Linked DNA regions of Mus musculus: region 1 is linked to region 2. A link is a contact called in ENCODE Hi-C or POLR2A ChIA-PET data. All regions are on one chromosome and are shown on one strand. The core of a region is the stretch at or near the end of the contact, and the rest is flanking DNA. Distances in the headings are between cores, read along the strand shown.

Region 1 (2,795 bases), core at 80-2,579, 840 kb after region 2:
GTGAGACAAGCCTCTTACCTCGGACTGGTTTCACACCCTTTTCTGAGAGTTTCTAAAATATTGCCATTTGAGTTCAGCCAAGCAAAAACTCAATCTTTTCCAATACTGCCAAGTCATGATCCATGGCTCACAGAGGCACTGCCTGAGATCTTTCCACTTTAACGAGGGGGAACCTGGATAAGCACAGAGCCGTAAAAACTGTAGAGCCATGGACTGTGAAATAAAAGCTACAGAAGAGACACAAATCTTTCAGTTCTGCATCTTGTCTTTAGTCTCCCTCACGGACATGGTCAATTAGCTTTACAGAGCTTTTAAGTCATGGGGAAATAACCTTGGATTTGGGCAAAATAAAATTGATCTTTCCATTTTAACCTTGTTACAAATTCTACTGGCGTAGAACAAAGGGCAGCCCTTCTTCCACAACACTGCTCTTTCTCCCCATCCAGGAAACCAGGCAGCTGCTGACTAAGCCAGGCTGCTGCTCTCAGAAGCCCTGGGAAGGTGGAACAGGTATTTCTATATTATTAGTTGGACTCTGGGATGATTTCAACTCTCAGTCGAAACTTTTACCAAAAAAAGAAGTTTTTTTTTTCTTTTAAATAATGGAAGAGTGTCTAGGAAAGAAAAAGTCCGGGCTCCTCTTCCGAACATAAATTGTTAGTAAATAAAACACTGTTGCCTCCTCGGGTGCACCTGCAGGGAGTCACAGTCACCAACCAGCCTGGCCTTTACAGACCGGGCTGGGCTGGACGGGGTGGCCCTACGTGGCGACTGAGCCCCGAGGCGGGGGGATGGCCAAACCTCGAGGCACAGCCGGACCTGACTGGGGTCGAGACCACCCTAAGTTGCGCGGGGACCCAAGCTACACAAAAAAAGGTTTCTATCGTGGGAAACCTCAGAGCCACAACCGCGGAGTCTCGGCTCGGCGGCGGCTTGGCTCCCCGAGCTCAGGGAGAGGCACCATATGGGATGACAGGCACGGGCCAGGCAGCAGGAAGGGTGGTGGGAAAGAGGCAAGGGGAGCCGCAGTGTCGGGAGCCTCCTGGCGCGGTCCAGATGAGCAGTTAGATCACGCGTGGCCCACAGAGAAGCACCGTGGACATAGCCGGCCCGGCCCCGCCCCGAGAGAGGACTAGGCAGGCGCCATAGTGCCTGAACGCATAAACTCAGAGCGAGCCGGGCTATCGCGAGACCGCGAAGGCCTCTGGGAAGGACGGAGTTGGGGGGGGGAAGGGAAGGGAAGGAAGCTGGGACAGGCAGGAGGCGGGCCGAGACCACGAGTGGAGCCCCAGGAAGTGGAGGGCGGAGAAGCGTGAGATCGACGTGCATGCGAGCCAATGACAAGAGAAGTTGGGAGGGCCTGCGGCCAATAAGCGGTGGCTGCCCGGTACAAGGGGCGGGCTCCGGGGCCGAGGGTAGCTTGAGCGCGGCGGCGGCGTTGTTCAGTCAGAGCGAGAACATTCCAGAGGTGAGTCCGCGGGGGGCGGTGGCCCGCGCCCCTGCCCTGCGCTCCCGCCCCTCCACCCCGCGGGCCGCCGGCGGGGGCAGGCGCCGCCCGCCGCTCACTGCCTTGTCCCCGCCAGGTCGCCAGGCTCGGCGCTGCTGGTGTGGACGCGGACGTCGCTGGGACAGTCCCTCCCGCTGCTCGGCGGCGGCACCTGCCCAGCCGCCCCTCCGCTCGCCGCCGGCCCCGCCGCTCCGGACCCGGTTTCCAGCGCCTCTTCCTCCCAGTCCCGGGCGAGCCGCGTTGGGTTTATGTCTTTATTTGACGAAAACGGTGAGTCGCGGGCGGCGGGCCATGGCGGCGGCAAGATGGCGGCGCGGCCGCGTGACCCGCCGCGCGTGTGGCGCAGTTTGGGGGGGGCCGGGCCGTGCGGGAGCGCGCCCGCGCGCGCGCCGTGGCTGAGTCAGGCCCGGGGCGCGTTTGTGACTCAGGGAGGCCGCACCTCTGCCCCGCCGGCCGCCGGAAGGGGGAGGCCGGGCGACGGGCTGCGACCGTCGCGTAGCCATGGGGACGAGGGCGAAGGTCGGCCGTGCGCCGAGGGAGCGAGGGGAGGGAGCCCGGGCGCGGCTTCGGCCGTGGTCCTCGTGCTCCGACGGAGCCAATGGCTCCCAGCCTGGACTTGCCGCCCTGAAGCCCCCGGAGTCGCCGAAGCCGCCCCTCGGCGGTTGGCAGGTCCGGCTCGACGTTTCCCGTTTTACCACGATGGCAGCCGGGGGAGGCGCCATCGGCGAAGTTGGTGGCCCCCGGGCCTGAAGTGAGGGAGAGAAAGGGCCCGGATCCCCTTTTCGGCAGTTACAACGCTGTCGCTCGGCCGGGGCAACCCATGACTCGCCGGTGGCCTTTGATGTGACAATCTCCCGGCGGCTGAGGGAGCAGGGTTTGTGTTCCGTGTTGTCCTCCTCGTTTCGAGCAGTTTCCCTGCCAGTCACAACCCGTGTCAAAATGGTGGCCTCCTGGGTTCCTGGAGTTGTGCTTTGTTACATGGGGATGTCAGCTGTTTTCTCACAAGGACTCGGGCTGTTAGAGCTCGGAGTGTTAGTTGTGTGAGGGACTCGGGGACGGGAAGTTGTCCCGGGGAGGAGTGATGCTAAACCTGTAGGGTTGTTGTGTGTTTTCTCCTTTTCTCTTTCAGAGCTGTTGCGCAGCCATTGGTACCTGTATTGGGGAAACATAGCATACAAGCAAGAAGCTTACAGCCTCAGTGGCGAAAATTTTTTCATGTCAGAGACCGAGAACTCTTGCAGTCGTTTATGTCATCCCTTCTTCTCCAGACAGAAGATACCAAAAAGTT
Region 2 (2,720 bases), core at 182-2,681:
AACTCTCCAAGTTAACCCTCTCAAGCACTTACTGAAGTTAACCAGACACCCCCTACAATTGAATACATTCCTTTTGGCCTATGCCTACCTGTGTCAGTCCTCACTGTGAAGGATCCCCCAGCTGAGGACTCCCAGGCATACTGCTCATCGTCGTTATGCTTCGTGATGACAGTCACTTTCTCAGCAACCAAATAGGCAGAGTAAAAACCAACACCAAACTGGCCAATCATAGAGATATCTGCACCAGCCTGCAAAGCCTCCATGAAGGCTTTGGTGCCCGACTTGGCAATGGTGCCAAGGTTATTGATCAAGTCGGCCTTGGTCATTCCAATCCCGGTATCCACAATGGTCAGGGTTCGGTCCTGTTTGCTGGGAATGAGATTGATGTGCAGCTCCTTCCCCGAGTCCAGTTTACTGGGGTCCGTCAGGCTCTCGTAACGGATTTTATCCAGAGCCTATTAAGAAAAGATTAAAAATGAAAAAACCGTCAAGCGCAAACCCCAAGGTGAAATTTTCAGGGAAAGCAACGTCCAATCCTCCAAGTGGTATACTCACGTCCGATGAATTGGAGATGAGCTCCCTCAGAAAGATCTCTTTGTTCGAGTAGAAGGTATTGATGATCAAGGACATTAACTGGGCAATTTCTGCCTGAAAGGCAAAGGTCTCGACCTCCTCCTCCTCCATTGGTTGGTCTTGGGTCTGGGTTTCCTCAGGCATCTGGAACACAGAGGACGACTCTAAAGCCTCACAGAATGGCTGCAGGCGTGCTAACGACCGCCCCTCCTCTATAGAGGTCTCTTACCGACTCTATTTTGGACTAAGAAAGGGACGAAATAGAAAAGGGCGACGGGGCGGGGGGTGGATGACAAAGGGATGACCTCATTTCAGAATGCGGTAATTACGAAGCGCATGTGCGCGCCTCCGGGAGGACGTTCGGACCCGGGCGGCTCCACGCACGCCGTTCCTAACGGCCACCCTCCCCCAACCCGCCGCTATGGCGCCTCCCTCGCCCGCCCGCGCCTCGGCGGCACCGGCGACAGCCCAACCCTCGCTTCGCTCGCCCCGCGCCCGCCTCGCCGCCGCCACCGCTCCTCCTCGGCGGCCATTGCCGCATCCCCGGCCTGGGGCGTAGATATGAGGCCCGCCTGGGGCCTAGGGTCGGAAGCCATGGCCGCCCACCTCCGCGGGCTGAGGGAACTCGGATGGTGGCCCCGCTGCCGCCGCGGCGCCAGCAACCTACGGCCCTGCTCCCCAAGCCCCCGCTAAGTCCGCCTGCGCCATCACTCACCGTGGCTGAATGAACACGCACGAGACGTGACGCTCCGCACCAGGACACTGAAGCAACTGGCGCGCCGCCCCCTGCGCCGGCCTTATATAGAGGCGGGCCCGCCCAGCGCGCGGCGCTTCTTTCCAGAAGCCTCCGGAACCTTCCGGAAGAACCCTCCCCAACCGTCGCCTCGGCCGCGCGCCCGCGCCTGCGCAATGGACGGGCCCCGCCCCTCCACCTGGAGCGCGCCGAACCCGCGCGGAGAACGAACGCAAGCCCCTCCTCCACAGCCAGGTGCTCTGCACATGCGCAGTCCGGAACGCTCGGCGGGCCGGGCGCCTTCCCGGGCCGCACGCGCGCGCGCGGACGGGCCGGCCAGCGCATGCGCCTGAAGCCTCCATGTGAGCCCTGTGGTCTAAGGCTTCTTTTCCCCGGCGCTCTGTAAAAGGGACGTCCCCATGGGAACGCGCGCGTGTTGTGTGAACCTCGCGGTCCTCTGCGGCGCTTTAGGTCCTTGCAGGCAAAAGGTCCCCCTTCGGGCTCCCTTTGGGAACGCGGACCCCGCAGGAGGCGAGTCCCGCCCCCCCCCTGGCTTCCACCTTGATGGGTGGGGCGCCTCCCGGACTGGGGTTCTGGTTGCGTAGTCTGAATTTCAGGGCTGACCCCGCTGGAGTGTGTTCTGAAGCCTTACAGTGGGCTTACTGAGAGACCTTACACGGTGGGTCTTACAAATCCGTCCAGAGTGCTTGGGGATTTCTCTTTGACCAAAAGCTATGACCCTCAAATTGGGCGTTGTGAGGGATTTTGTATCAAATTTGTGCTACCTTAATTTACTGTAATTTTGGGGCTGGAAAGATGGCTCTTCCAGTAAAGGTGCTTGGGTTTGATATCTGCCACCCAGAGCGTGGGAAAAAAAGCTAGCCTTCAGCGCTGTGTCTCCCACGTGCCCATACACACACACACTCGCACAGTGTGAAAATAAGTGTAAAGGACTAGAGAGATGGCTGGGAGCAGTTAGTGGTGCCAAACACGCACGTTAAGGCAGCTCACAACCACCAGTTACTACAGTTCTTGGAAATAAACTATCCTCTCTGGCCTCCACGGGCACCAGGAACACACATGGTGCACAGGCACACGCAGTCAAAAAATGGTCATATAAAACACTCTATCCTGATTTTTGAAGCACCTTCATATGGTGTACATACGAAGTTACTTTGGGCGATTAACGTGACCCAAAAGATAGTTTCCTTGTTTGTTTATCTTTAATATAGGCTTCGGTTTCACTCCCCATACCTTTCCTTTGGGTTACTCCCACCCTGTATTTCCTATTTCCGCATCTTTTCCTGCTGACAAAACGATTACTAAGATTAGAAAGAAAAGGGCTGGAGAGATAGCTCAGTGGTTAAAAGCATGGACTGGTCTTCCAGAGGACCCAGGTTCAATTCCCAACACC

The links. A loop is a pair of places that touch in the nucleus more often than their neighbours do. ChIA-PET counts read pairs that join two places held with the same protein, here RNA polymerase II (POLR2A).
Region 1: a map of T-helper 2 cell shows a loop between it and region 2 (5-fold over the local background). The contact joins the promoter of Eif5 here to the promoter of Hsp90aa1 in region 2. A Hi-C loop is called at or near these places in 1 of 37 maps with a recorded cell type or tissue (T-helper 2 cell). POLR2A ChIA-PET finds 5 or more read pairs at or near these places in 1 of 5 experiments (embryonic stem cell).

What each region holds. Positions count from the first base shown.
Region 1 is chr12:111,536,772-111,539,566 of GRCm38, forward strand. Eif5 (eukaryotic translation initiation factor 5) reads left to right here and starts at 1,330. Exons shown (of 12, transcript NM_173363.5): 1 at 1,330-1,468; 2 at 1,584-1,777; 3 at 2,637-2,795.
Region 2 is chr12:110,694,964-110,697,683 of GRCm38, forward strand. Hsp90aa1 (heat shock protein 90, alpha (cytosolic), class A member 1) reads right to left here and starts at 1,432. Exons shown (of 11, transcript NM_010480.5): 1 at 1,289-1,432; 2 at 556-717; 3 at 89-455. The coding sequence starts at 717.